Regions from separate parts of the Mus musculus genome. Here regions 1, 2, 3, 4 and 6 are each linked to region 5. The links are chromatin loops, found by intact Hi-C in ENCODE. Cell type or tissue: heart. All regions are shown on one strand.

Region 1 (5,000 bases), 87 kb before region 5:
AAATTTGCAAACACACATACAACGGGGTCTTCTGTCTAGATAAACGTGCTCCAGGGATGAGTTAAGAATCTGCTTTCCTGAAGAGTATCCTTTGAGTGTGTGTTACAAAGGCTTGCTTTGCATTACAGATGTAGAGAAAAATACCAGTTACTTGGACTTTAAGTTTTTCAGTTTAAATGTCAATGAAAACGTTCACTAAAATTCTTCTCTTTTTTAGGGTTCGTATACTGTTCAGTATACCAGGCAAATGTTAAAAAATACTTGTGCATCTCTCATAAGTAACTAATTTTTTTACTAGAAAGATATTTCCTGGGAATTAAAAAGTAATTAAATTCCTAATCTTAATGATGCTGAATTTTATACTACTATTTCAGCCAGTTAGGATTTCTACATAGGATTATAAAATAACCTAGATGTTTAAATATTTTATTACAAGCTAAAGGGCATGATACAAGTACTCGCTGTAATTAAATTTTCCATCTTATACAAACGCTCCTACTTTTTAACTCTAAAATTAATTACTTGTATGGATTTTGTTCAGAGAGGATGTCATGTAGCCTAAGCTGGCCTAGAACTCACTATGCAGATGTGGATGACTGCCTTGATACCCCTGCCTCTTCTTCCCATGGGTTTTGTGTGCATATTCTTTATTTAGCTTGCGAGCTATCTTCTTCCACTTAGCTTTCAGCTCCTTTACTTACTCTCTCCTACTTGGAGGTCACTCAGCCATCATGAGAAAGACAGGCTACAGGCAACGGACATTCACTTCACCTTGTGAAGAGCCTTTCCTGAAGGTTTGCCCACTGAGTTGAGTTAGTGACTTAAGCTTTCTAGCTTTCTAAAACAAGTATGATAAATATAAAAAAAATCAAATATAATAAGTTTGAACCAATGATGAACACGGTCTGGGGAAAGACACAGTCATGGTTATCTGAGGTTTATACCTCATTTAACTCATTTTACAACCCATTAACATACGAGGAAAAAGCAGATGGTAGGGTGTGGAGTACCCACAAAACCACAAATTAAGCAAACATTCAAAGGTTTCACGATAGCATTTTAAAATTGACCCTAAATAAACTAGGAAATTATACAATGTGGTGTGGAGGAGTGTTGGGGAATGAACTCAGAACCTCCTACAGGTTCTGCCATTGACCTACATCCCCAGCCTCTGACAAATTAGATCATTAGAGTGAAGACCTAGTTGCTTTCGTAACAATCCTCTAAAGCCATCAACATACTGCCTGGATATTTTAGGAAAGATGATTTCTGAGGAATGTCCGCTCAGTGTTCTTTCTTGACCCTCACACAGCCTGGTGATTGAGAGATTGATGGAAGATGGCCCACAGGACCCTTCCCTCAGCAACTGGCTTCACAGAGTTAAACTAGCCAGTGCATCAGAGAACTCAGAAGAAACCCACCATCCACTGTGCCTTCCCGGCTTGGCCATGGCAAATCCTGTGCAGAACCACAGCTCTCAGCCACCCCTGTCCCCACACTGCAGTCAGCGGGCGGGGGACCCTGAAGCACATGCTGTTAGGACTAGTGAGTGAGTGAGCAACGGTTTCTTCCTGGAGTTTCTCTTTCCCTATCCCAGGCAACATCTCCTCTTCCATGGCAACTGAGTCAGGGCTGGTGATTGACGAGCCTCAGGCCGAACTGCAAGTAGAACCCAAATCTCGGCTGACAGGGAGCCAACCAACCAGCTACGACTGAGCAAATCTGCCTTCGTCTCCTAGGCCGTGCAATGTGCTGAATCTGGCATTCACGTTTTATCTGCTGTTGGTTCCTGGCTCCTAAAGGATTCCAGCAGAGCTCCCTTCCAATCCTTTCATCTCTCTGCCCTCCCAAACAGGAGCTCGAGGTGAGGACACCATGTCCCAAAAGAACTAAAAGACCTGGGACGTCTGAGGAACTTTCTAGATCTAAGTGGCTTTCATCTTCCAGTTCTGTGCTCACAACTTCCATTTCTGCACCTCTCACTAGGTGGCAGGATTCAACTACCAAAGAAAGAATGTTCCAATAGATGCTCGAGAGCAGAAATTTTCAAAGAAACGTCGGTCTTCACAGGGAACATTTATGAAAGGGAAAAAAGAATATAGCTACAAAGGCGGTGACCCATGGGCTTCATAGAGGCCTAGATTCATTTTAGCTATAGCTATGCAACAAGAAAGTAACCTTTGATGCCTTCCAATACTGGCACAGAATTCTACAGTTCCATGTTAACATTTGATGAAAAGTTTTTTACTTTCTTGCTTTCTAACTTCATTTTAGCTGAATGCCAGTTCGAATCTAAATGAGATTATGGGTATTATGCTAAACTGAAAATCAATCTAATGTGACAAAGATAAACAACGTATTAAATAGCTATTAGGTGCACCAGAAAGCTGTAATTAATGCATTGTAAAGAATCTGTGAATACACTGACGAGACTCAGCAGGCTGTACTTATATAGTTTATGCATATATATATACATATATATGTACCCATACATACATACATAAATACATACTTACATATTTAAACATTAAAGAAGAATCCAGAAATTGGGGAAGGAGGGTACATAGGCAGAGTTGGAGGAAGGAAAAAGAGTGGAGGGAAATAATGTAATTATATTTTAATAAAATAAATTTTTTAAAAAATAATAAAGTATCTATGACTATCTTGAGCTCTTAGCCACATGAGTATAGTCAATGGAATATACAGTTCTTTAAATCCTTAAAAGGCTAGTCTCTTAAACAGATCTCATGACAGTTCTTTATACCTTAAAGATTATTGCCCCAAACTGGTCCTTTTACGCCTGTTGCACAATAAATGTCACTACCAATTATTTGTTAGAGCCCACCAAATGTCCATGCCCAGTGGTTACGGGGAGCTGAGGCCTGTCTCCTCTGTGGAGAGTCCAGCAACACATGAAGGAGAGAATGCTATGGAAGCAGCTTAAGGTTGCTGGCTGTCAGATGATAATTAACCAGCCTGTATTTCACATGATAGGATTAGCATTCCCTCCGTTGATTGATAGCTAATTATATGACATATGGTATACATTTTCCCACAAAAATTTTTTTTTAAAGCCACATTCTCGATAAGTTTACCAACAGCGCAGAAGACAAGCAAATGACCTGAAAGACCATCAACAGGTTGTTTTCATCCCCCTCCCCACCTTCCCCGCATCCAACAGCCTCTCTCGGTCCTCCTACCTTTGCAACTTGCAAAGGCTGCTGCTCCTCCTTGCCTCCTTGCAGTCTGAACCCCCAGGGCGCCCCTCCAGTCATGGAAATGCAGATGAAATCTCCGGTGCCCATCTTCTCCTTTCAGTTGGGCAGCATCAAGAGCTTGAGAAAGCCAGGGGAAGCCGCGGTGCAGGAGAGGACGCGTCTTAAGCTGGGCTGGTGGTGCAGAGGGTGCAGGACGCAAGGCTGCCCCGCTGCCGGCTGCGGGGAAAGTGCGCGGAGGCCGAGCCTCCCCACCGCCCTCCCAGCACCTGTACCGCCCTCTCTTGCGTCACGCTCTTTGCTCGGCCCACTTTTCAGCTAAAAGGACAGAGCCTCGCACTAAAAGAAAAATCCCTGTTTGGGACAGAATGGGGCCAATGGAGAGCGGGGAGGACAACATTGCTCTTGCTTTAGCAGATTCCGTGCCAGCACCTGAATAGAACCGAGATTTAATTATTCTATAAATAGTAGCCGGGCTGTGGGAGTTTTAACCTCCACAAGTAAGCAGCTAAAACGTAAGCTCTCTCATTACTAGAGAGTTAGACTTTCTCAAAGAAACACTTCTATGTTTGCCACATTGATGAATGAGAAAGAAAAGATAAAACAAGTTTCGTTGCTGTTCTACCTGCTGCCCGAAGAAAGCAACCCTTTAAGGGGTGGGGGGAATAAAACAAGAGCATTTTTGAAAATGTTTTCTGAAATTGTGCTTTTCTGAACTAACATATGTTTAGAGGAGGAGAAGGAGGGCCTTCCACAGTAAACTATCTCCTAATAACTTTCTATCGCAAGGTTTAAGATGTTTTCGATTTTGCTGGTATTGTCTGAGAATGCATGCATACCATGTGTTTAGATCCAATCCATGTCCTGGCCCCTTTCCACCCCATCCTTCCCCTCTTCCCACTGCTACAACTCCCTTCCAGTTTCATGTGCTCATTTGTTAGACGACGGAGTCCTCTTGGTGTCACCAATCTATGTGGGTGAAGGATAATCTAGTGGTAGCCTCAGTGTCACAGCCCCTGAGGAAAACTGGCTCTCCCTCTCCTAACCGCCTTCAGCTGCCCAAGCTCCAGCCCCTCTTCCCCCCATACAAAGATAATCAACGTGATGCCTAAACATTTGTGCAGTCACCGTGACATGTGCTACAAGATTTCTGTCAGAGGATTCCTCGTTACCTACTGACCCACTAAGGCCTGGTGGGCCTGGAATATTTATGCCTTCCCAAGGCACATTATCGAAATGCCATCTGAGCAGGTGCTGACAGAGCTCTGGCGTTCCAGTGGGAGGGGCGGGGCAGCAGAACCAGCAGTGAGAGAGGATGTCCTCAGCCCTCCCTCTGAGGCATTTTCCACTCTGTTTACTAAAAAAAACCTCTCTGTTCTGAGGCTGAAGGTGGTATGTGGAGGCACTGCTGCTCCTGGCTGTCTACATTCCCTCAGGAGGATCACAGAACAGGGGACATGCACACCAGCGACAACTGTTGGTGCGCAGAGCTCAGAGTTGCTGCCTTTCTCAGTCTTGGAGCACTTGGGCATGCCTCACTGCTGGGGCTGCTAACACCAGGCAAAGATCACAGACTGCTGGACTTTTGCAGCAAACACATTTCACAGTGCTAGAGGGGTTACAGCTCAAATGTCTTGTGTTTGAACACTTGGTCTGGTGGCACCACTTTTGGAGACTGTGGAATCATTGTGACTGTGTCTAACCTAGCACAGGTGGGTCACCAAGGGTGGGCCTTAAAGGGCCATGTCCACTTCTGGCTCTGGCCAAAACTTTCTGCTTCATATC
Region 2 (5,000 bases), 55 kb before region 5:
ATGAAGCTGTGAAAGTGTAGTCTGGATTGCATCCAAGACCCCAGGATGCTAGAGGTGCTAGACTCACGGGATGTCTGCCAGAGACAGCTGCACACAGGGAGCAGAACCAGCCCAAAGCTCGTGGGGGCAGAGCCATCTAAGTCCTTTGACATCAGACACAGAGCTACAGGATTTATGAAGTCTGCTCTGTTGGGTTTCAGTCTTGCTCCAGTACAGTGTTTCTTCACTGTGCTCCCATCTCTCCCTTTTGGAAGGTGACGTATAATCTGTGCAATTTTACTTTGGAAGTATGTAATTTGATTTTACAGGAGGGTGTGCAATTAAGAGATTGCCTTGAGTCCCAGAAAAGAATTGGAATTCGGACTTTTAAATGGCATCGAGACTGAATGCATTTTGCATTGCGATATGACCACAAGCCTATTGGGGCCAAGAGTGTAGAATGTGGGGGCTTGAATGAGAATGGCCTCCATAGGCTTATATTTTTGAATATTTGGTCCCCAGTTAGTGGAACTGTCTGGGAATGCTTAGGAGGTCTAACCTTGTTAGTGGATGTGTGTCATTGGCAGCAGGATTTGAGGTTTCAAAAGGCCAGGGGCATTTCCTGTGCTTCTCTTTCTTCCTTGTGCTCAGGGATCGAGATGTGAGCTCCCAGATACTGTTTTAGCACCGTGCCTGCCTGCCTGCCTGCCTGCCACCATGTTCTCTGACATGATGGCTATGAGCTCTACTCCTCTGAAACTGTAAATCCTCAGTAAAAACATTCTCTAAATTGCCTTGGTCATGGTGTCTTATCTAAGGAGGTGGAGGAGGAAGAAGAGGAGGTGGAGGAGGAAAAGGAGGGGGAAGAGGAAGAGGAAGAGGAAGAGGAAGAGGAAGAGGAAGAGGAGGAGGAGGAGGAGGAGGAAGAAGAAGAAGAAGAAGAAGAAGAAGAAGAAGAAGAAGAAGAAGAAGAAGAAGAAGAAGAAGAAGAAGAAGAAGAAAGTTGCGTGGCCTAGATCACTCACCAGGGTCAGGAATGGGGGCTGTGGCTTGCTTGGGGACCCTCTATGTCTCCCTCTTTGCTTCCTGGCTACTGTGACATGAGCGGCTTTACTGTGTCAGTCCTCCTGCCTGTCACGATGCTTTGCATCTTCAGACACCTATAGCAGTTCAGCAAGATGACTTAGGACTGAAACCTTAGAGACTGAGACAATGCAAATTATTACCCTTTAAATTGGTTTCTTTTTTAGTGATAAACAGTTGACACAGTTGCCTCAAAATTCCTAATACTGTGGGTGATGGTGGCTCATGTCCTTAATCCTAGCACTTGGGAGGCAGAAGCAGGTGGATTGCTGAGTTTGAGGCCAGCCTGGTCTAGAGAGTGAGTTCCAGGACAGCAAAGGCTACAAAGAGAAACCCTGTCTCAAACAACAACAACAACATGTCTTGATAATGATAATTCTAAAAGAAGACCTGGCAGGTCTGAGAGGATCTATATTGAGCATAGATGGATTGAGCTGAGAAGACCCGCCCAGTGTGTGGGACATCATTCCCTGGACTGGCATCCTGGACTGCATAAAAAGAGCCAGACACAAGCACTGATTGCTCTCTGCTTTCCTGACTGTGCCCGCATAGTGATCAGCTGCCTCAAGCTACCGCATCAAGATGGATTACTCCCTTGAACTGTGGACCAAAATAAACATTTTCTCCTTTTAGTTGTGGTTGCCAGAGTATTTTATCACAGCAACAGGAAAAGTTACTCAGGTAGCTTTTGATTAGTCAAGCTTTAGGGAGCTTTTATTTCTGGTTCCTCAGAAGGAGGCACACAGTGAGGGCAAAATCACTAGGCTGCTTTTATTTCATAAAACTTTCATAGATTCCCCAAACTCGCAGCTCGGCTGCGGACTGAACTCATACTTTCTCTCTGATAGTGAGACATTTTTGGAGTGTGGCCTATTGGTCCTGATTTTAGGGCCAAATAGGTGTTTCTCAACTGTTTCTGTCCAAAGGTGAGCTAAAAGTTATCTACCTTTGACACAGGCCAGTTCCTGTTTGTGGGTGGGGCACACCCAGTTAAGTGGGCAAGCCCACGGAGGTCCTGCAACCCTTTGCTTCCTTGAGGACACCTCAGCTGAGCGTCTCGTTTCACACAGAACCAGGCTGTCGTGGGCCTTCCTTCCTTCTGTGGTTGTGCTGGAAGACGTCATCAAATTGTCTGTCCACGCGCCAGATTCCTCTGGCCACTGAGCACTCCCCGACACGCGTCGCTTCCAGTAAGGCGAGCGCAGCGCAGCGATTCAGTGCCACCTGTTGAACCCAGAGCGCGCCCTCCTCACCCCACCCAAGTCCCCTGCCACCGGCTCCGGAGGATCTTTGACAAATTGGAGGAGGCGGGGCCTCGCGAAGGAAAAGCTTAGAGGAAAAGACCCGGAAAGAGGCGCGAGACCGCAGTGGGAGGTGCGGCCCCGCCCCCGCCAGGGCGCGCCGCGGGAGCGAGCGGGTCCAGCACGCGCGCGCGCCCGGGCGCCTGACGTGGCACTAGCAACCCAGAGCGACTCGGCGGCGGCGGCGCGGGGCGCGGAGCGTGCAGAGCAGGTACGGCAGACGCGGGGCGCAGGGCGCAGGGAGGAGGGTGGGGAGGAAGGGGAGCCACAGGTACAGCAGGTTCGGGCTGAGGGTGCGGAGCGTCCACACGCGGCTGCACCGCGACTCCCCATCAACTTGGCTCTCTGGTTCCCGGAGGAGGAGAGGGCTGGAAATATTCCGAGGGAAAATGGCAACTACAGTGTTCAGCTCCGGGACATCATTAGAGGGAAACGCGAACTTGTCCCGGGTGACAGTGGAAGGGGAAGGGTGTCTTTGTAGAATCCGAGCGCTCGGGGTTTGGATTCGAGGCCGGTTTGTGCCAAGTGGCTCTCTGCCATGTCGCCGCTTGCAGCTGAGTCAGGTTTCTGCAACTTGGTGTACTGGGTGAGGAAGTTTGACGTGGCAGAGAAGGGTGAGGAAGCGAATTCCTCCCAGGACCAGGGAAGAGGGCTGGGCGGCTTCCAGTCCCCTGCTGTGAGCATCGCTGTCCCGCTCCCCTTCCGCAGCTGCTGCGTGGGTGCGCCGGTGCGGTCTTCTGAAGGCTCTGGGCTGCACGGGGCCAAGCGACTGCCACGTCTCTCTAGGCGCAGTGGGAGGAGGGAAAGTGTTGTCAGGAACACAGTGAACTAGAGACCTTTGTCTGCCTTTCTGTCCTCCGTTAGCAAGACAGTGACCTCATCATACTCATGGTTGCTACTCGGAAGCTGAAGGTTTAATATGAAAACAAAGCTAAATCATGGATGTTAGTCTTCACGTTTGAAATTTGCATGCCATTTCCAGAATAAAGAGATCCCACGTCTTACTTAGAAGGTATTACTAATCTTTACCTTAAACCACTACCTTAAACCGCAGCAACGAGAAAGAAAGGAGAGGTACCCAAATGCTTGATGGAGAAACTGGAAAGAAACTAGAGAATCAGGGTTTCACAACTAATATGGCTTTTGGACACTTCATTTTCTAAAACAGAAAACTGAGGCCCAAAGAACCTCTTCAGTTTACTGTGTCACAAAGCTTTGCATGGGCAGATAGGAAACAAATCATAATTCTTTTGCCAGGCTTCAGAGCACCTCCTGTCTTGTAACAAATGTTTTTTTGAAAGCCAGACATGGTGGCACACACCTTTAATCCCAGCATTGGGGAGTCAGAGGCAGGCAGATCTCTTTGAGTTCGAGGCTAGCCTGGTCTACAGAGTAAGTTCAGGACAGCAAGGACTACAAGGGAAACCTTGTCTCTGCAGAAACCAACCAACCAAATAAACAAAAGTATCTTTTAAAAACCTCTCTAGGAGATATCTGTTTTAGCAAAACATGGAAACATAAAGTGTAAAGCTAATTGGCATTTGGGCTCTGAATAGAGTCAAGATGGGACTGTTATATTTGTGATTGTTTATGACTACCCACATATGAAAGGCTTTTTTTTTAGCTCCTTAAATATAGGTGCCTATGTTCTTAGAGGTGTGACGTCATCTAAGTTAGAGAGAAGCCCTAGCATCTTGGACGGAGATGGTTGGAGCTGCCACTGGCTTGTCCCATTATGACTCACAAAGACTATCATCATGTCTATCTCAGGTTATATTTGTTGGACTATGGCTTTTCCTTGTCTTAAGTACAGATTAAGTAGACTAATTAGAAGGCACCAGGAAGATCCAGGTTGTGAAGCATCAGACTGCTTGTAATCATGGTGGTCAGTCAGTTGAACGGCATGGTGCGCTCTCAAAATGTGACCATGGAAACCAAGATGCAGAGTTGTAGGAATACTAATGAGAGACTGTTCAAAGCAATTCAGGCATCCAGGGGAAACGTGGTAGCAATTACTATTCAGATCTGTGCCTGTGAAATTTCCTGGGACCCCCGAAATGACATTACTGGATTCCTAAGAGATGTCTTAAGCCATATTCAGGGGATAATAACTATGATAAGAGTGTTGTATAAAATGAAGATTATTTCCAGAATGGACACACTTACTTTTCTTCAAGACATCTGATATGTTTCTTGATTGCGTTTCTATTTTTAGTAGCATTTGATATCTAAAATCCTCTTGCTAACTTCTCGCCTTTACTTCTGCAGGGTTATTCTGCAGTAGCTCTTCTTTGGAATGATATTTTCATCATGAGCCAACAAGGCTATGTGGCGACACCCCCTTATTCTCAGTCCCAGCCTGGAATGGGTATCTCTCCCCCTCACTACGGACACTATGGGGACCCGTCCCATGCATCCTCTCCACCAGGTAAATTATTCTTTTTACTTATATATGACTATTCAATCCTCAGGCTTAGAGACGTGGGATATCTTAGTTGGTAGTCATTGAGTGAAGCCGTGGTTTGATATAACAGCATCATTTGGAGAGCCTCGTACAGCAAAACACGCACTTATCTCACAGATCTACTTCTTCAACGTAGACTTCTTCATATCTTTCCTGTGCCTGGACCAGTGTTT
Region 3 (5,000 bases), 64 kb before region 5:
CCTGTTATAATATCTATCTGTTGATCTCTCTATCTGGAGCTACAGACATTAATTAATACCTGTTTATAGCAGGTAATTATCAACTGTCCTCTCTACTTGGAGTCAGTGACTAATTTTCCCTATATTAGTTCCAAACCGCTGGTGAAATTCCCCACGTGATTCGGACAGAATCTATATATAAGTCTATCCTAAAAGCAAATAATCCCAATTTTATAAATTCACAGTTCAATCAATCTCTGCCTTAAGAAAAAGGCAACTTCCATCTTCTGTCTCCTGACTCAGACCAGCCTGCATTCCCCACAGCAGGGGGCTCAGCCAGCTTTCTTTGTTCCAATTTCCACACTCAAGTCTACATGACTCAGCACTACTCAGCTACTCACTTAAAAAAAAAAAGAAAGGAAAAACACTCTCTCAGGCTAATAATCTTAAATTTCTAGTGGATCGTAAATCTTAAATTTCTAGTTGGATTGCCCAACACAGTGGTTCGCCACCTGTTGTGGTAAATATTAAAAAGAACTCCAAGTTCCCGCGCTTCTCTCAGCTACTCTCAGCCTGGGGACTCTTGACAGCCAGTTCTTATCTCTCATGGAGACTCTCTGACTCAGCTCCAAAAATCTCTCCACCCAGCTCGCTAAGTTCTCACTGGTGGGTCACTACCACCCCAGCCCCATACTTCAAAAACTCCCACAGCCTTTGTGGTGCACATCTGGCAAACCCGTGCTTTGCCACCGTACCTTTTTCTCTTGAACCCAGTTGAACCACTGTGTGAAGGAAAACGCAACACAAACTTAGTTCAGAAACAATGGTAACTCAATCACTGGGCTCAACTAGAATCCTAATCTTGTAAGCCACACTCATTCTAAATTCTCCAGTGGCGAATCCTGGTGGAGACACTAGTAACTACATCTTGCTCTCTTGCTATCCCCGTCCAAAAAGCCCCTCGCTCTCTCTTGCTTCCTCTTTTTCTCTGTCCAACCCAGAAGTCCCCACCAGGATCCTCTTTAAGAGCAGCTTACATTCTGAATTGCTGAGTCATCTCTCCAGCCCTATGCTGTTCCTTTAATGGCTGGAGAAAGATTACAGTATTTGTAGATGGCAGATAGTATGCAGGTTGTCTAAGTTTAGTACACTATAATCAGAAAGTAACTTGATTATATGTTTACTAATAAATTATTTTAAAGAGAAGATTTTAAAAATTATTAAATAAAGGCATACATTTTATGTTTATAAGGAAAGAATGTATAAAGAGATTGTATGTTTTTATATGGCTTTTATAAACTGTACCAGTCCCACAGTAAGTGTCTTTTAGAAAATTTCACCCAAATCAAAGAAAATGATTTTATAAACTTTTTTTTTTTGTGGGGGGGTTCGAGACAGGGTTTCTCTGTATAGCCCTGGCTGTCCTGGAACTCACTTTGTAGACCAGGCTGGCTTCGAACTCAGAAATCCACCTGCCACTGCCTCCCGAGTGCTGGGATTAAAGGCATGCGCCACCATGCCCAGCTGATTTTATAAACTTTTAAGAACAAAATAAATTTATATACTTTATCTGAAACACAATGAGTATAAAAATTAAAGGCGAATGCTCATATTTCTTATTTATTGAAGGTTCTGGGCACCTTCTTTCTCACATTCTTTCCAACAGCAAAAAAGGAGAAAACTATTCTTTTCAAACATATTATATTTAAATATGCTCAAAAAGTCCAGCTATGCACTCAAATAGAGGCAATTTGCTATGTAACAATACCATGGGGAGTGGGGTGGGGGTGGAGAGAATTTTGCTATAAGTGGTAAGGAGAAGGCTCTTTGGGGAATATGGGAGAGAAGAAAAGAGAAGAGAAGAGAAGAGAAGAGAAGAGAAGAGAAGAGACGAGAAGAGAAGAGAAGAGAAGAGAAGAGAGAGAAATGGAGCAAAGAGGGAGAGAGACAGATGTAATTGACAGTTGCATAAGAATATACTTATGCAAGAAACTGAATACTTAACATTGGTGATAGCTCTATGTGTCAGTTGTATCTTAACTGTAAAGAGATTAGTTAAAACAGACAATGAGATGATATGGACAGAATAATTATTCTCACCAAAGCTTCATGTATTAAATTTAAATATAAAATTCAGACCTCACTATCACTTAGGCTTTTGAAAAACTTGTTAATTTTTCTTTTGCTTTAGTAAAAATTAGCCAAGATATCAACCTCTGTGTAAGTATTGATATTCAATGCAACTTGCTAACTGTTTCAAAGGTTGATACATTCTGTCTACTTTCCATTTGATATTTTCAAGAAAATTTGAAGACATAAATAAGTATTATGCTATTGTCTAGTTCTTAACTCCATTTAAAAAGAGGTTGCTTAAACACTTATGCATTCTCAAATTTGACTAATATTAGTAGCAGAGGAAGCACCTGATTTTGTGTTGAGCCTGAATTATTTTTATTTTAATGTCAAAATGTGTAAACTATCTAGTCCAAGTCCCCTGTGTGACCATAGCAAGTATGTACACAATTTGACAACTGTGGCATTTACTTTGGTTGTGAGATTGGAAGGTTTTCTGCTGTGGCACCTGGTGTGTTGCTATGACATCTTACCATCTGTTTGTGAAGTTATTCTGTTAATACATCCAATTAAAAATATAGTTGTTCAGCTTTTTGTATAATCACAAGAAAACGTGGAGTGCAAATGAGTAAAATTTAAATGTGAAACCATGTGATCTAAGTCAGAAATTGTGCCTCACAGAACAACATGTAAATATTTTCCTGGGTCACATACATCCAGGCGTGAACTTGATACAACCATCTTAAAATAGCACTAATGTTTGACCATTAAAGCTCACTGTTAGAAATTTTCACACATTACCAAGTGACATTTCCAACATTAGCTTTTTTAATAGAACCAGATATTCCATACTTAATTTGTCACCCATCACTCTTGGCGCATGTTCAGGGCACTCTGTAGGCTCACTGTGGTAGGACTATCCAGATGCTATTTTGGGCACATATTCCATGGATTAATCGTTAATTCCCCTCGTATCTCAGTGTCCTTGCTGATTAGCAGCCTGGGACCTTGCTACATATTGAGAACCAGAACCTCAGGCCAAGGCATAATTAATTGTCTGGAATACCAAAGAGATTGACAGGGAAAGGTTAGGCTAAGGTGAGAGTTCTGCCGTGCAAATATTAACTAACAGAAATTATGTGCTATGTGAGTCTGTAGTGGAAATTTGAACAATGGGCAGACCCATCAAACTGGCCCCAGCAGCCTTTATGACCAGACAACCTAGTTGTTATATCTGGAGAATGAGCATGGGGATTATTTTAGGCAAACTGAGACACTGAAACCCAGAGGTCATCACAACCACTAAAACACTACCCTGAACATCATCATCTAAAATGTTAAAATCCGTAAGTATCACCACTGTCTCTAACATCTAAAAAAAAAAAACCAAAAATTGCACCCAGAGAGAATAGAGTCTTAAACACAGACATCTTAGAAGCTGGAATTCCCAGGAAAACCTATTCAAAAAGGGCAGAAGAGTCCCAGGGAAGGAACTGATGCAGGCTTAGCTGTGCACAGGATGCAGTGTTAAGCAGAGCAAATGCATAGAGACCTGGTTCTATATCAGGGTTCTCTAAAGGAACAGACTGATAAATTGATCTGTATTAAAAGGTGTTTTACAAGAGTGGTTTACAGTTTATGTGGCTTACTAAAGGAGGAAACCAGGAGATTGAAGGGTGCTGAGTCATGGGTAAGAGGTAGAAATCCTACTACTTACTCCAGCCTCTCCCTGGGACAACTAGACTGTCTTAGCTGCTCCCTGGTGTCAGATTGGGCTGCCCATTCAGGTGGATTAGAGAAAGAGGGTGGAGAAAGGTAAAGGCCAACCGGAGGTTTCTTTCTCTCTTTTCTTTCATCTCATTGCAGATGGGGCAAACTGATTCCAAGATACCTCCAAAGTCGTTCAACTGCCTTCTCAAACCTGGGCAGAATGAGGAATCAAGCAAAACCCCCAAGGCATGCCTGCTATACTCCCTTGCAGTGAGTTTGACCCAGCTATATTCACAGAGCCTTTTCATTAACCAACCCTAAAAATAACAAACATTATGACAGACTTCCAAGCAATTGGGCACGCCAAGTCTAGGCAGGATTTCTGGTTAGACATAGGTAAAGGCAGGTACTTCTATCAGCCTGGTCCTTCCTGTTAGGATCATGGTTGCTTACTGCCACTCATTTATGACCTTATCAAGTTTAAAGACGACGCTAAGAGGAAAGCTTGTCAGCCTCCTTCCTAAATGGATAACCGAGGAGATGATAAGACTTACCCGATGATAACAACTCTACACAAGCAGAACAGGTGCTGTGGGTCGGGTCAGTCTCTGGGCACAACACTGAGTCTACCGCTTTGTGTAAACCAGTAGGTTCCGTTTTGTAAAGGAGCCAGTGAGTTTTGCTTATTTATTAAAAGGCAAATTATAAATTATTTATTATGGTAGATCACTGTGTGCTTTCTATAAGGCTTACCTGGGGGGCTTATCAAGCCACATAGGTTAACAGTATGCACATAGGTAGTATTAACTTATGTGTTGGTTTGGGTTCAGATTCCTTTTATTAAGGTGATTTTACAAAGCACTATCTTCTAAGCCAAACTTCTGCCACATCATGACATGTGATCAGCTGTGGCAATTTACAGTAGATCCCCTTGGCTAGACGCTTCTGTGGCTGGATGTTTTTTCATAACTGGAAAAAAGGCGCTGGAAACCTTCAACAAGTTACAAGGGTCAGAGGAAGTTATTTAGGGATTTACAAAATGGCAAGTTTTAATACATTGCTATCAAGGCTCTATTTTTTTCTATTTTATTTTTATTTCTATCAGTGGAGTCACTGGTATACTTTCTATAACAGTTATAAGCACTGGCATAGAGAATCAAATTGTATTTAACTGCTTCGTTTTTACCCAAGTTTTATCTAAATTTTACAGTCATTCAAAGTGCCAGGCGGGTGTTCTG
Region 4 (5,000 bases), 160 kb before region 5:
GGGACTGCAGACTCAGTCAGCTGCAAGGGTTTAGGGAAGCGCAGTGAACATCATTCCTCAGGGCTGTCCTTCCCAGAGCACAGGGCAAACAGCAGAGATCAATACAGAGGACAGGAGGAATGAATTAGCCAGCCACATCAGCTGGGATATCAGAGGGCTCTACAGTGAAGCTGGACCACCTACATTGTTGTTTTCTGAAATGAAATATCAATATTTCACAATATCCACTTGTGATGTGAGTGTATTAAGTCACCAGGTTAAGCTCTGCAAACCACTCAATGCTAAGTGAGGATGCGTGATTACTATGCCGCAGTAACTGGCTAAGAAGGGGCCAGATGCTCCTCTTTTAAAGACCAATTCCTTAAATACTACCATTCTCTCTGTAAATAACTCCGAGCTTTGTATGAAAGGACCTACTCTGCCACTGGCTTCAAGAATGCCAAGAACCGCATCGATCTATTCAACTTACTGTTTTTTTTTTTTGTTTGTTTGTTTTTTGTTTTTGTTTTTTATAGGATGCACAACGGGGACAAACCAGGACAGCACTTGATCAACTTGCAGGCTTCCTAAGAGAACTCGTAGAGGCAGAGCTTCCCTCATTCAGCTGTCCAACTAGCTCTGGGTTGCATAGATATTTTGGGTTGCTTACATATGCCTATATAACATATATGATGCTTATATATTATGTAAGAATATACACACTATAATTCTTATGTAATATATATTGCTTAAGTACTACTTATATGCAAAAGAAACCCCTCATTCCCAAACCAGGGCCATAAAAATGGCCCATAATTTTTTAGGACCCTGCGACCCTTGGAATTCCATAAAGCAACCAGCCCTCTTCTGGAGACTCAGGAGGTCACAGAAATAGTTAATCTGGCTTCTCTGTCACCCTGCAGCCCAAAGGTCACAAAACCAAACAAGCTGCCTTATCTTCTACCCTGCAGTTTATCCTCCCTAAACCCCCACTTCACAAAAAGCAGTTTCTGGGTCTGGCTTCCCCAGGTCTGCCTACTCTCCACTATTAAAACCACAACCATCTTCCATGGGGAATAGAAACTGGGTCTTGAGCTCTGAAAGGCGTCTTTGCTGAGCACCAGGCTAGATTAAGGTGAAAAGGAAATGCATTTGAACTTGACTTTGGAGGATTTATGGTAAGGAATATACTAGCAAGCAAGACTAGCAAAAAGTTGGAGCCTGGAAGAAAGTGGAAGGCCATTCAGGACCGGGCGTGAGCTGTCAGCGTGGGAAAGGATAGAAGATTGGCAGAGGCTCACACGCTGCCAGCGAGAAGGCTCTGCAGCGGTGAATTCAAACGGACCCAGAACATAAATGTGCACTGTGCCATCTCAGCCTTATCACTGCGCTCTCCTGTGATGCAAAAGCTTTCAGCTCAAGCGTTTACAAGACATTATCAGCCTTGTTTTCGTGGCTGCTTCATATGAGACATGAAGGGGACTGGGGATAGAGAGTGTGGGAGAGTCTGGAAATCTTGAACAAAAGAGATAAAAGATCCCCAGAAAGCAGGAAAGCCAAGCTAGAGCTGGTGACACCCAGGACAGGACCCTGGGTGCCCTTCTTGGCCTCCAAGAGGAAAGCCAGAACTCAGGAGGCCAGGAGGCCCCAGCTAGCACCTGGGAAAAACAACACATGTTCTACATAAAGGTTAACTTTCTTTGGCAAGAAACTTTGGATTGTAAACTCCCTTGAAGGTACAGGTTTTCTTGTTTGTAACAATTTTGTTTCTCTACGGTGTTAGTTACAGTTAGTTTTTGAATGAATACATGAGTGGATTTTTCCACAGACCCTTTTCCATTAGAACTGCTTTAGATAGAGGAAGGAAGAATAGAATGGGGGTGGGGGGGGGAGAAAAGGTGATGCAAGGGTGGGGGAGGGAGCAGGGGAGAGAAGGAGACAGAAAGTGGAAGGAGACTAGGAGAGGAGAGTTAAGCGTGGAGCCCTAATGTGTCAAACTAAAAACCTTCCTCAGCTAATATCTTCCCTTAATCTAATTGTTTTCTGCCCTTCTCTTGTCCTGTATGTTTCCTTTTAGCACCTGCAATATCGGGTGGCATTGGGTTGGGTGTCCTCAGAAGCCTGGTAGACAGGCTGGCTGATGGGAGGGCCTTTTCCCCTGCCGATGCTGCAGACATCAGCATAGGCGCCATCCCTCCTCAGGGAGAGCCATCTTATCACCTGACCAGACATGAGGTAAATGCCCTCACACTTCAAGCTCAGAGAAGTTCTGGCCTCCCAGATTTCGCCTAGGGGCAGGGCCCGGATGGCGGAAGAGAGGTTTCCTAGGAAGCCTCGCAAAAAGCTTATTTCAAGTTCTTAGGTCAGAGGCTCTGCAGACTGTATCCCGGCAAGGAAAGCTTTATGGACTATGGATGCCACTCATACCATTTAAAATGCTAATAAAAATGTCAGCTGAGGTTGGGCAGAGTGGTACGTGCCCACGATCCCGGCACTCTGAGAGGCTGAGAGACGGAGGATTTGCAGGAGTTTGAGGCTGGGCTACGCTAAAGCCAGCAATAGCCACCTTCCTCTGCGCATAATGGATGGAAGGAAGAAGGAAGAACTGGTGTTTGAAAAGATTAAAGATGGAAACACAAAACACTGGGCCAGGCCTACATGCATACAGATCTGGTATGGAACTATTACTGCTGCTGCAGATGTATTCTGCATTTCAGGATAAAAGGTTGCTTACTCTCTCTCGTGGCTTGTATAAATATATCCATTGTTTAACTCATATTTTCCTTTCTTCCCTTTCCTTCTTTTTGTTTGTACAGGGATTCTCTAGGTAGCTCAAGGTGGTCTCAGGCTCATGGTCCTCTTGCTCCAGCCTTCAGAATCCCAAGATGATAAACCCTTAGATAGGACTAGAACCGACATTGTGCACACTCACTGGAATGACCTATGAGCATGCGTGCTTGCCCAGGTGGGAGGGATTTTAATACTTCACTCTCCCACTGACGGAATTGCAAAAGGGGGCCTCTTTAGAATCAAAAACCCACTTCTATCTTGAAAAAGTAATAACCCACTTCTAACTTGAATGTACTTATATTTTTTTCACTTTCTTTTCTCCTTTCAAAAATGGCCCCTGCCTGCCTTATATATCTGCATATCATGAGATGAAATATAGCCTTCCAATGAAGCTTGCTAACCTGGGCACACTGTAGTTCTTTAGCCATAGTCTCCCTCATGATGTCACTAAGGTCTCAACTTACTCTCCAATTCTAGACGTTGTGGCAGGCTTCCAGGCTCCCAGGCCAGAATCGTGGCTAATGGGTAGTGAGGAGAAGGGTGCGTGTCACCTTCCAGAGGTGGGACTTGCCAAACTACTGTGGATTTGCTCGAGAAACCCAAACATGGGCACAGTGCTGGAGCAGCTTGGGACAGATGGAAGCTTTTGCCAGTTCCTAATGTTGCCATTCACCCTCTGGTTCCGATTTCTCAGCCACTCAAGGACAGGATGAACTGAAACAAAAAAGACTTCTACAACTAATACTTTGTAGCACACACACACACACACACACACACACACACACACACACAAAGGTCAGAGTTTTCTAGGAAATCAAAGCAATGCTGGAGAAAGAGGGACAGAAGGGTTATTCTGGAACCCTCCACAATTCCAAACATTTCGTAGCAGAATTAAACGTTTTTAGAAAGTATGACAGGGATATTTTCATTATATTATCCCAGTTATCCCTCCTGCCCTTGTTTACTTTATTATTTTATGTTTATAGCTAAATTAATTTTTGCATTGCCAGAAATGTCCAGTTGTTCCCGAATGAGTGACAAGAGCATTGACCTTAACACAAGAGCACAGCGTATCCGAGATCCATTAGCACTTTTGTGACCGAGTGGCAGTGTTCTCTCTGTCAGTAAGTGGGACTTCACACTTGGCTACATCATGTTTTCTTTTCTAATCACTTTATGTGTGTGTGTGTTTTAAATGATTCCTCTTTATTTTCTTACTCCTATCAATATATTCTTCAGGGTAAACCTGTGGCTTTTCTTTTTAAAAACTGTTTCCCAGGGGCTAGGTTGATGCCTCAGTGGTTTAGATCCATACCGCTCTTGCAGAAGACCCAGATTTCATTCCCAACACCCATATCAGGTGGCTCACAATCACCTGTAAACTCCAGCTCCAGGGGTCTGATGCTTTCTTCTGACCTCCTTAGGAACTTGTACTCATGAGCACAAACCCCCAAAGAGACAACAACTCACCCTCTCAGCAGAGCTAATGCTCAGACAGAGGTCACACCCAAAGAGCCAGAGAGTGGAATCAGACAAGGGCACAAACATTGCTTCTTTAAAGCCACATCACATGACTTTTGATACCAAACATCTGAGTAGTAATCCTCTATTGTTTTATATCTGTATATCTGGAATTTAAAAGACAAGTGTTTATTGAACACTGACCCTGGGTCTGGTATCACTGCAGATGAAGGCAATTTGAGAGCAGTAGCTAAGTTGAAGCCAATGACCTATAAGATGACATATCAACTAGGAACCATATAGAAGGTGATAGAGCAACCAGAAATCAGAGATAGAGGCAGTTGGGTGGTACCTCTTCGAAGAGATCATATTTGTATCAACACTCCTTTGTGTGTGTGTGTGTGTGTGTGTGTGTGTGTGTGTGTGTGAGAGAGAGAGAGAGAGAGAGAGAGAGAGAGAGAGAGAGAGAGAGAGAGAGAGCCAACTGGTAACCACCATTACAGTAAAACATAAGCAATATGGAAGTAACTATTGGTTTGAGGTACTATTGGAAAGTGTTAGACTTGGTGATAACACAGAGTGATATTCTAGGAAATTTCCAAAGACATCTTCTGTGGAGAAAGGGGTAGGGAGGCAGCAGAACCAGAGGCCATCTTAGAAGCCTGTGGTAGTAGTGATGAACTAATGTGGTACCCAAGAAGGTTCATCTAGAAATTAAGAAGAGGATGGAACCAACGAAAAGAATTAGGTGTGGCGCTCAGGTTTCTCCC
Region 5 (5,000 bases):
AATAAAAAGGGGAGGGGGGATTGGGTGGGAGAGATGATAGGGAGGGAGGGGGATGGGGGGGGATTCAGGATCAGGTATGAGAAGAGACTCAGGAGGGATGGCCAGATGGCCATGAGAATGAGTGGAGATCTGTAGCTGGAAGGGGTGAGAAGGAGGGGGCATCTAGAGGACATGACAGAGACCTTGGATAGGGAAGATACCCAAGAATCAATGGGGGGTGACCTTAGCTGTGACTCACAACACTGGGGATATGGAACCTGAAGAGGCCATCCAGAGCCATCTCTTTATCTCATGTGCTGCTGTTTACCCTCCCCCCACCCCCACCCCAAGGCAGAGTAACTTAATCTTATACTTCCAGAAAGTTACCTTTTTGTGAGTTTGAATAATTTTACACTTTTCCCCTCAATGGTGCAATAGAGCCAACTACAAAAATTCTTTAAAATATAAATGTGATCTTTGAGTTGTATGTAAACGATAAATGGTGTGATGTTTAGTATCACTCAGAAAAAAAAAAAAAAATCTTCGGGCAGGCACATCGCTGCAGGCACGTCGCTGCGGGCACGGCGCTGTGTATTCAGAGGCTGCCAGAGGCAGAGGCTGAGATTGGGATTGCTTCTGGGACTTCAGGCTAGCTTTATGGTAGGACTGCCCTCTTATTCATGAAGGCCCTGGCATCTGAACTATTGAATCATCCTTATGGTCAGCTCCAGCAGGGGCATCAGGTGCCAGAGGATCACCCAGAACTCCTACGCTCTTGAGGGTCTCCTTGTGGAAGAAACTTGAGGCTAATGTGGCTGTGAAGCAGCACCCAGAGAAAGGCCTTCCGGTTTCAGATCATGTGACCCTGTGCTCTGCGACGTCAGAGCTGGAGGTCGTGAGCCAGAGACAGGGACTCTGGGATGGTTTCTGAAGATACTGGCCCAGAATGAAGCCCCGGACACAGCCTGTGATCTGGAGTTTGGGACCAGTACGAGCACTCCATTTGAAACTTTTAAAGATTATGCCACGCAACGCTGAATTCATTCTAGTGGCAGGGCTTGCTGACGTCACTGGCAAACCAATAGCCCCGTGTGAGGAGGAACAAACCTGAACCCTGTGCTGCCAGGCTATGTGCGTGGGTGCAGAGTCGGGAAAGTCGCTCCTCGAGCTGTACAGGAACCAGGGTGTCCACCAGTCTTCTGGGATGGAGACTAACAACACACGGTCTAATGTTTACACACTCTCCTCAAACAAGATCATGCAATTTGTGGAAAGAAATACTGAAAAAGAGGGAAAGTGACTGGAGGTGGGGGTGGGGAAGAGAACTTGTGTGTGTGTGTGTGTGTGTGTGTGTGTGTGTGTGTGTGCGCGCGCGCGCTTGTGCGTGTGAATGGGGCTAAAAGGTAAAGAATGTGCTTAGGGATGGGGGAGAGGTGGGGGAGGGGTGGGGTTGGGGGAGGGAGGGGGCTCGTGCAGTTTTACCCTTCTATGGTAGCTTGTCTACTGGTGATGTCATTGTTCAGGTCTTCTTTAGGCAGCCATGTTGTTCTAGCAATATTGTGGATGGTGTTTCCCTCTCATTTCTCAGAATTATTCTTTCCCAGAGATGGGTCTCATACTTAGTTATCCAATACCAAGTGGTCAACCCTGAAATTTTATGCATACAAACAAAACTAAATGATCTCAGTAGTTTATAGCTATATATTTATATGTGTGCATATATGTGTGTGTACTCATAGGTATACTTACATACATGGATATATAAAAGTCAATATATTAAAATATTGGTTAATTATACATAATTAATCAATATATTAATATATATTAAATAAGGGAGTTGATGAATGTGAGAGAGAATGAAGAGGGAAGGATTGGAGGGAGAAAACGTGGGAGGGGTTGGTGGGAGGGAAGGAAAGGGAGGAAATGATGTAATTATATATTAATTAAAAATTTAAGGAAAGTGTCTAGTGAGGCAAAGACAAGAAATAAGAAGAGTTGGGCAGGCGCTCACCCACAGTATCCTGGCTGCCATTGGCCAGGAGGTGACTAATCTTAGGCGTGGTTGCTGGGCCTCGTACCAGCATCAGCACCAGTACTGTGCTTTTCTCCTCTCCATCACAGTGCTGCCCAGAGCCATGACTCAGCACTGGGCACTGTCCGCTCTGTTGTTGCTGTGTCCCTTGATTGCCAGGGTACAGAACAGGAGGTGGGTGCCGCTGTGGGAGTGCTGGCCTCTTTACACCCTTGGCTTTTAGGTTACTATGACGTTGCCTGTTGTGCTGGTGCCTTTCAGTCTCAACAGCATCTTTGTTTTCCTATGCAGAGTCAAGGAGAAGTTGGTAAAATAGTAGAAACATTTAAAATACAGTTTTTCCTATTATCTTAGTAAGTTTGGTAAACTGTCTTAATTTCTATGAAATATATGTCTATAATATATATTAATCTATCTTTTATTAATTTGTTTTAGAATAGTTTTAAACTGTTGGATAATTTTAATAAAATTTATAAATTAATTTTATGAAGTACTAGCTGCTCTAAGTTTGGCTAAATGTTACTCAAGTTAGACAAGTGGTTGTGACCATTATCTTGGACATTACCCACAGGGGAAATGTTTTCAATTTCAGTCTCATGGTGCCACCTAGTGGACACATTCTATAAAACAATTTAAAATTTTTGGCTTCCTGGGTTTATTGTTTAGCAGCTTTCTGTAACCCCTCTCTGTCCTAGGATAGACAATCTACAGCAAAACTTATGTGTCTAGAGTTTTGTGGACACATGATCTGTGTCAAGGCTTGCCCTCAACCTAGAATCTTCCTCCCAAGGCCTCCCTATGGCCCGAATTACAAGCTTATGCCCTTACTCTCAATGTACTTTGTATTTACAGTGTTTGTAACAATGCAGAAGCCCAAACAAAAGCCTAAAGATCTCAAAAAATTGCATGGGTTTTCCTACACAGGGATTCATCCTCTTGAGCATCTCATCTGAGTTTGCTTTGAAGATGGAATCTGTGACAGGTATTACATCTCCTTCCATAGCTTTTCTTGGTGGCGTTGGGCAATGTGGTCTTTCTGCCCATGCCCCGGCCTTAAAGAAACGGCACATTCATGCTTGTCTGTCACCTGTCTGCTCCGTGCACGGGAAGCATCGCTCAGGCAGATAGTGGCTCAGAGACCAAGGCAAGACTGTCACCACTGCCTGAAAGAGCGAGAGCAACCTGATCGTTAAAATAGGGACGCTCACAATACTGTATCAATGATATTAAGGACATGTTGACTGACCCTGTAATACCTGGTTCTTTAATGTAGGAAAATAATCCAAAGTTATTTTGTTTTTAATCAATGATAGCATATTAATGCTGAGTAACTTTTTATTTATTTAAAATGTTCTTTTTCATACAACATATTTTAGTATGAAACTCCCCCAGATCCTCTCTACTCCCCCCCCCAGCCAATTTCATGTTCTTCGTCTCCTTCTCCCTTTCAAAAAAAGAAACCCAAAACATTAAGAAGCCAAAATAAAAACAAACAAAAACCAATAACACAAAAAAATTACTAAAACACAAAGTGCACACATCAAAAACACAGAATTCGTTTTCTGTTGGCCTGCTGTTCCTGGGCACGGAGCCTGCCCTGAAACGTGGTTGATAGAATTAGAGACACTCCACTGGAGAAAACGATTTTTTTCTTTCTTTACTCGCAGATACCAGTTATAGACCGCTTCTTAGGGGTGGGGTCTCGTGTCCACTTCCCCTTCTCAGAGCTGAGATTGTGTCTGGTTTGAACCTGCGCAGGTCTTGTGTGCTGCCACGGGCTCTGTGAACTCAGAGGTGCATCCATCCTGTTGTGTCTGAAAAACAAAACAAAACAACAATAATAACAATAGCAACAACAAAAAGCTGTTTTCCTGGCCATCATCCATCACCTTTGGCTCTCACAATCTTCCCACCTCCTCTTCCACAGAGATGCGTGAGCCTAGAAGGAGGGGTTGATGGAGATCTCATATCTGTGTGGGGGTGGCTGAGTGCCCCCGCGTCTCCTTAGTCTTTGCACAGTGTCCAGTTGTAGGTCTCTGTGTTAACAGTTCCCATCTACTGCACGAAGAGGCTTCTCTGATGAGGGCTGAGCAGTGTTCTGATGTGTGGGTAAAGCAGTGTGTTATCAGGAGTCATTTTGTTGCTGTGTCCCTTTATAACAAGCAGTAGGTTTTCCTGTAGGCCCATGACCTATCTAGTGTCAGGTTCCTGGCCACCTTAGCAGTATCAGGTATGGGTTCTATCTCCTGGATTAGGCCTAACATTCAAGCAAAAAGTGCTCAGTGATGTGCATAAAGTTTCTGCTACTATTGTGCTAGTAGGCTGATTGCTATTGTAGGTCCTAGGGTTGGTAGCTAGGCAACATTAACGATTACTTTTCTCCCCAACTAGCATGCAGAGAGTAACTATGAATTCTAGGAGTGAAACTTCTACTTAGCACCAGTGCGATTTCTACATATTTGATATTAGTTTCTTTAGCAATAGGGTCTAACCATCAGTCGGTGGAGAGTAGCCAGTAGACCTGGCAATAGCCTGCAATGTTTGCACAGTCTATAGGACCCTGTTGGCCAACTCTGAGCGGTAATTTTACGTACACAAAAAGGATACATTTTGTTCAATGAAGACATTTTAATAAAAATAGTATCAATAGACTATTCCACACCCTTGATAGCCCTAAAACAGGAGAGACAAGTTCATCCTAGTCCTTGACCTTCCGTGACCCTGTCACTTACATGCTGATAAACTCATGCGACATGGCAGCAGAACTAATAATAGAAAAGGTGGGGGGGAGAGTGAGCAGGAGTGGAATAGAGGCCAAAGGTAAAAGCGTTCTTAGAAGACACTGCTGGGGAAGGTGTGGTGCAAAGCCCTGGCTAAGGAAAGCAAGCAGCTTAGCTGGCTCTGGAGAAGGAGGAATTTCATACACACACACACACACACACACGTGCACACATGCACACATGCACACACACACATTTCTGCACACACT
Region 6 (5,000 bases), 220 kb before region 5:
TGGGCGCTTGCTCTGTGGAGACCTAGATTTCAGTCTGGCTTTGGAAAGCAACCATACCTCTTAGGCAAGATCAAGTACTGCAAAACAGGTCGGGTCATTGACCCTTTGTCCCCAGAGGGAGTTGCAGCAGGCCTGGGGACAGTGAGGTGCAGTGAATGAATGGGTCAGTGGGTGTTGTCAGGGCAGGAACACACAGTGAGACTCTATCTCAAAAATAAAAGGGTTTGTGTGCGTGTGTGTGTGTGTGTGTGTGTGTGTGTGTGCACCTCTGTGTGCTGAGAGAGTATTTGCATCATCTCGGGTAATCCCACATGGAATTTACTTAAGAGGTGATTATCTTTTGATCATACCAAATCAAACCAGTCCCTTTTTCCTCCCCAGCATCAGGGATGGATCCTGGAACCTCATATTTTCTGGGCAAGCACTGTACTGTTGAGCAATGCCCTGTCCCCAAATCACAGCTTCTTAATTCCTAATTTTGCGGGAATTTTTGTCACTCGGTATTATTGTCACTAAATTTGAGGGTTTTCTTTTGTTCTTTCTCACGGATCTCCGTTTTCTCTTGGTCCTCTACGGTCCTGGTAGCAGTGAGCACAGTCTGGCACATACCAGCCTACAAGGGCTGGGAATTTGTTTGATGGAGTCTGTTCAGCACACTTGTCTGAAATGTAAGGTGTGGTCTACGGTTGCTTGGAAGTATTTGACAGGGACTGTGCTGGCTAATTTTATGAACTTGACACAGACTAGAGACATCTGAGGAGATGGAGCCTCCATTGAAAAAAAAAAAAAAAAAAACAAAGGGCCTCCAGGAGGCTGAGCTACAGGCAAGTCTGTAGGGCATTTTCTTAACGAGTTCTTGATGAGAGAGTTCAGTCCAATGTGGGTGGTGCCACCCCTGGGCTGGTGGTCCTGGGTTCTATAAGAAAGCAGGCTGAGCAAGCCCCGAGGAGCAAGGCAGTAAGTAACATCCCTCCATGGCCTCTGCATCAGCTGCTGCTCTATTTGAATTCCTGTCCTGACCTCCTTCAATGACAGACAAGAATGTGAATGGGTAAGCCAGATGAACCCTCTTCTCCCCAGCTCGCTTTTGGACATGGTGTTTCTTCACAGCAATTATAAGCCTAAGACAGGGAGGGTTGTCTGTCTTGGGGGAATCTTCCAATGGGGTCTGCATAGCAGGAAGGGTTGATCCCCCCACCCCAGGTACATCTAGGGTGGCTGCTGCCTCAGCTGGAAGTGTCACCCTCACAGGTCCCAGTGATAACTACTCGTCTTCTTTGAAACACTGGAAGCTGGCGAGTCTCGCATTATAATTCTGCTTAGTAGTACTGTTAGGATGCCCAAAGTGATGGGTTTTGAATTACCCAACTATCTAACAGGAAATTTCTTTGAATTCTCTCGGGGGGGGGGGGATGCATAAAGCCAAGGAATCATTCCTTTTGTTTAGTCTGCATTTCTTCTTGTGCACACCCCTCCTCCTTCCCTCCATCCTACCCCCTGCATCACCAACCCCCTTTTTCATGTTCTGTTGGGTTTTTATTTTATTTGATTCATTCCAGGGCCTCACACACACGCTAGGCAAGTGATCTACCACTGAGCTATATATTCCTAGCCCTGACTCCATTTTCTAAATCGTATCCCTTGCCTAGCCAGAGGCTGTGACCCTGTCACACAAACTCGCTGTCAGAGCCGTATCCCCCCCCCCCCCACCTTATAGCTATGTCTTTCTTAGAGACTTATTTCCATTTCCATCAAGCTCCCATAGTATATAAATTTATGGTCTATCTTCGGATGAAAGGGTCCTTCCCAAGCCTATTGTATGGAAAGCCATTTATCCAACACGGAACTTCATGCGGAATTTGCTTGCCCAGCAGACAACTAGCAGGTCTTCTGGAGTGAGAAGGCAGGGTGGAAACAATGTAGCCATGGATGCAGAGTACTGGCGTTGCCAGCAGGTGTATGTATCAGCCTCACCCACTATCCAAAGCTCAGGACCCGCACAAAAACTACATTAAGCCTTTTGAACCCAAGAAAGAACAAAAACATCTCCAAGTTGGGTCAGTAGATCTAAATGACAGGCCAACAGAGGAAGCAGAGGGGGCAAGCTCTTCAGTTTTATTTCCCCTTTTTAACTTCCTATTTGACAGGTCGTTATTAAACATTCTGAATTTCAGGTGTTCCATTAAGTAGCAAACCACCTTCCCTCTCCCGGTAAATCCCAGGAGTAAAAGCAGTGTGGCTGGTTAGGAAGGCAGAGCACACACTGAGTTGTTAACAGAATGCTAGCTCACAGTGTACAACCTAGGGCAAGGTCTCCAGCCTTTGTGCCTCGGAACCCCATCAACAATCCATAAAATGGGCACAAAAATGCTACCTCCTTTACCTGGACAACCAATCAAAAGGGTATTGTAGGAAAGATACTCAGCTGATGCCGGGCTAAAGTTTTTGTAAACTCAGTATTCTCATTATAGTTTATGTAAAACACTCACATATTTTACGACTATCAATAAGCTAATTGTCCTTCCTACCTTCTGCCCACACTCTAGTCCTCGGAAGCTTTGAAACTGTGTGAATGGCCGCCCCAGCTTCTGTCCCTAACTGACATCCTGATAGGGACTGCAGGTCTTCATTCAGGGTTGTCCAGTGTGTCAAAATGTCATTCCCCCATCAAGAAGAACCCAGCACTGTACTCTTTGATGTCAACTTCCAAGAACACTTTCTGTTTCTTCCTACGAGGCACATTTCTTTTTCATGCAGGGCCAGCTACTGTCCTTTGACTTTAAACTGTTTCTCATGCATATACCAGGGACCTTTCTTTTGGATCCATGAGATCAGATCTCTGCAGAGTGCTTTGAACATTTCTGAGTGCTCCCATTGGCAGAGGCAGGAAGGAGGGAGATTGAACAGCAGGTCTTGGTGGGCTGTGCTTAGGGACTCTAAACTATCATTTCGGCAGTGGTAAACTACACCGGATGTAGATAAACAGATCAAGAAAGAGATAAACAAAGACCCCCAATTATACTGAGTTAGCTGCCAATCTTCTGACCAAATCAGTAATCTGAAACCTGTCTGGCAGAATTTTCTGTCCTCACAGTGGTCTGGGTGATGGGACCCAGGAACCTGCATCTGTGTGCCCAAACACACCCCTAGCTCCAGATTTGACAATGTTAAGATTAAAATTCTCTCCATTCAATCGCCTCTGAGTGGCTCTTTGACTTCTGAGAGCCAAGTGGTGGATTAGTGTGCACACATCGTATGGACCACACACTTTAAACATTTTAGAAAGTGACTTTGTCGAGGAAACAACTGCACATCAGTGCTCCTGCCTCGAGGAATGGAAGCTCACGGGGTGAGATGCGGTGTCTGGTCATTCAGCACTTTTGCCTGCTGTTTGGATCTTATGGGAATTTGCTGGTCTGCTTTGTGGCTGGAAGCCAACTCTGGTAGGAAGTCAAGAGAAGAATTTCAACTTGGTATTTTCCCAGAATACTTGTTGACTCCGCCAGCAGCTTTGAAGTGTTAACAAAAATCTCTGTGTTCCCCAGAGTCCAGTGATATGGGACATAAGACCATCAGGGGCCAGTGTTTCTGGGAATATCGATGGTTGGAATTTACATACTTTTCTCATGAACACGCACAGTAAAACGTTTAAAAGCAAACGCAACAGCTCTGCTTCAGGTGAGGTGAGCGTGCTCTCCTGGCTTCCTTCTGAAAGCCTGTGAAGAATTAAGCCTTTCAGAAAACAGTCACTTCTTACCGACCTTGATTTCAAGTGCCCTTCCTTCCTGCCTGGTTGGTGGGGACTCCTGAGAGAGCACAGCTGACTCAGGGGAACTCACCTTGAGATGTGAGCGCTAAATGACTTAAGTGACACTGGGGAAACACTGAGTGCTCACAATGGGCTTCACTGGCTGTGTCGGAGAGCTTTGCCCTTTCAGAGGTAGCAGAGACCATTCACATTCTTTCTCCCAGTGACTGCAAACAGGAGAGCAGCCTCAGGTGCCGGTTCATTCCTTTAAAGGAGAATCGTCTGTGACATTGCAGATGTGACTACTGATGCTCTAGTACAGGCTGTGGGGTGATCTGCAGTTGTTCTACACTGAGAGATGTTGGCACTAACCAGAAGAGCCGTTCCCAACTTGGGGGATCCAAGAACCCTTTCACAGGGGTCGCATATCAGATATGCTGCATATCATATATTTTACATTAAAATCCATAACAGTAGCCAGAATTACAGCTATGAAGTAGCAACAAAATAATTTTATGGTTGGGGAGTCACCACAGCATGAGGAACTGTATAAAGGTTCGCAGCATTAGGAAGGTTTGAGAACCACTGCTCTAGAATAAAAGACGCCAGCTTATGTTACATAACTAGCTATAGCTTAGACGTGTTTCCCCCTGCTTACAATTAGTTTCTTCTTGTGCATATTAAATGGGATTGTTGACACGTGGTATTGTCAACAATCACTGTACATAATAGCAGTTTACGAGTTCGAGAATGATCATCCAAATGTGCAAGATAAAACATAGCTCTAAAAAATGTGACAGTGGATAGTCTAAATACATACACTGTGTATTAGCTACTCTCAAAATAGAACTTGTTTATGATCGAAGTATTAGAGATAGGCTAGTGAGTGTTCTTAGGTTATGGTGTCAATGTAGTTCCCCCCAAAAACAGGGGCAAATGCTGGGCTTGTATTTCCATGCTACCTGCCTGCCTCCTGGAATCTTCATATTGTGTGCTCACAGCGCCTTGTTCCTGCTGGGACGGGAGGCTTGAGCCTCTCGGAAGGAAAATTTAGCACAGTCCTTCAGTTGTGGCTGGGATTCCCTCAGTGGATAAAGCATGCAGTGGATCCCTCTGGGTATAGATCTTCAGGTACTCAACACAAGGCACCCTCGGGGATTCATTATCACTGTTGTTGACAACAGAAATGGACTTCGTGAGTTAACAAAGGTGAAAGGAAGAGGGAAGGAGCAAGCAAAACCAACCAACAGAG

The links. A loop is a pair of places that touch in the nucleus more often than their neighbours do. Peaks named below come from ENCODE experiments on the same cell type or tissue, not always from the same donor. Only the 100,000 strongest peaks of a DNase experiment are listed, where the experiment ranks them.
Region 1: it touches region 5 in a loop (6-fold over the local background); 26 of 42 quality-filtered maps call a loop at or near these places.
Region 2: it touches region 5 in a loop (2.5-fold over the local background); 6 of 42 quality-filtered maps call a loop at or near these places.
Region 3: it touches region 5 in a loop (4-fold over the local background); 6 of 42 quality-filtered maps call a loop at or near these places.
Region 4: it touches region 5 in a loop (7-fold over the local background); 41 of 42 quality-filtered maps call a loop at or near these places.
Region 6: it touches region 5 in a loop (2.6-fold over the local background); 3 of 42 quality-filtered maps call a loop at or near these places.

Annotation. Positions count from the first base shown.
Region 1 is chr3:123,232,703-123,237,702 of GRCm38, forward strand. Synpo2 (synaptopodin 2) reads right to left here and starts at 3,447. Exons shown (of 5, transcript NM_080451.2): 1 at 3,201-3,447. The coding sequence starts at 3,305. In heart, a CTCF peak has its summit at 1,985; DNase peaks (open chromatin) are centred at 1,619 and 3,489; H3K4me3 peaks cover 3,472 bases; H3K27ac peaks cover 3,111 bases.
Region 2 is chr3:123,264,963-123,269,962 of GRCm38, forward strand. Sec24d (Sec24 related gene family, member D (S. cerevisiae)) reads left to right here and starts at 2,534. Exons shown (of 23, transcript NM_027135.2): 1 at 2,534-2,574; 2 at 4,632-4,791. The coding sequence starts at 4,674. In heart, no CTCF peak of the experiment used is centred here; DNase peaks (open chromatin) are centred at 59, 2,349 and 2,979; H3K4me3 peaks cover 2,496 bases; H3K27ac peaks cover 1,979 bases.
Region 3 is chr3:123,255,912-123,260,911 of GRCm38, forward strand. No RefSeq gene overlaps it. Among named protein-coding and RNA genes, the nearest start is that of Sec24d, 9.1 kb to the right of the region's middle. In heart, CTCF peaks have their summits at 300 and 881; a DNase peak (open chromatin) is centred at 540; H3K27ac peaks cover 527 bases.
Region 4 is chr3:123,163,362-123,168,361 of GRCm38, forward strand. All of the region lies in intron 1 of Synpo2 (synaptopodin 2), which reads right to left. Among named protein-coding and RNA genes, the nearest start is that of Synpo2, 70 kb to the right of the region's middle. In heart, no CTCF peak of the experiment used is centred here; no DNase peak of the experiment used is centred here; H3K27ac peaks cover 3,113 bases.
Region 5 is chr3:123,319,707-123,324,706 of GRCm38, forward strand. The region is part of intron 8 of Sec24d (Sec24 related gene family, member D (S. cerevisiae)); the gene reads left to right. Among named protein-coding and RNA genes, the nearest start is that of Sec24d, 55 kb to the left of the region's middle. In heart, a CTCF peak has its summit at 2,617 (motif pointing left); a DNase peak (open chromatin) is centred at 2,115; H3K4me3 peaks cover 416 bases; H3K27ac peaks cover 2,210 bases.
Region 6 is chr3:123,104,509-123,109,508 of GRCm38, forward strand. All of the region lies in intron 4 of Synpo2 (synaptopodin 2), which reads right to left. Among named protein-coding and RNA genes, the nearest start is that of Myoz2, 72 kb to the left of the region's middle. In heart, no CTCF peak of the experiment used is centred here; no DNase peak of the experiment used is centred here; H3K27ac peaks cover 907 bases.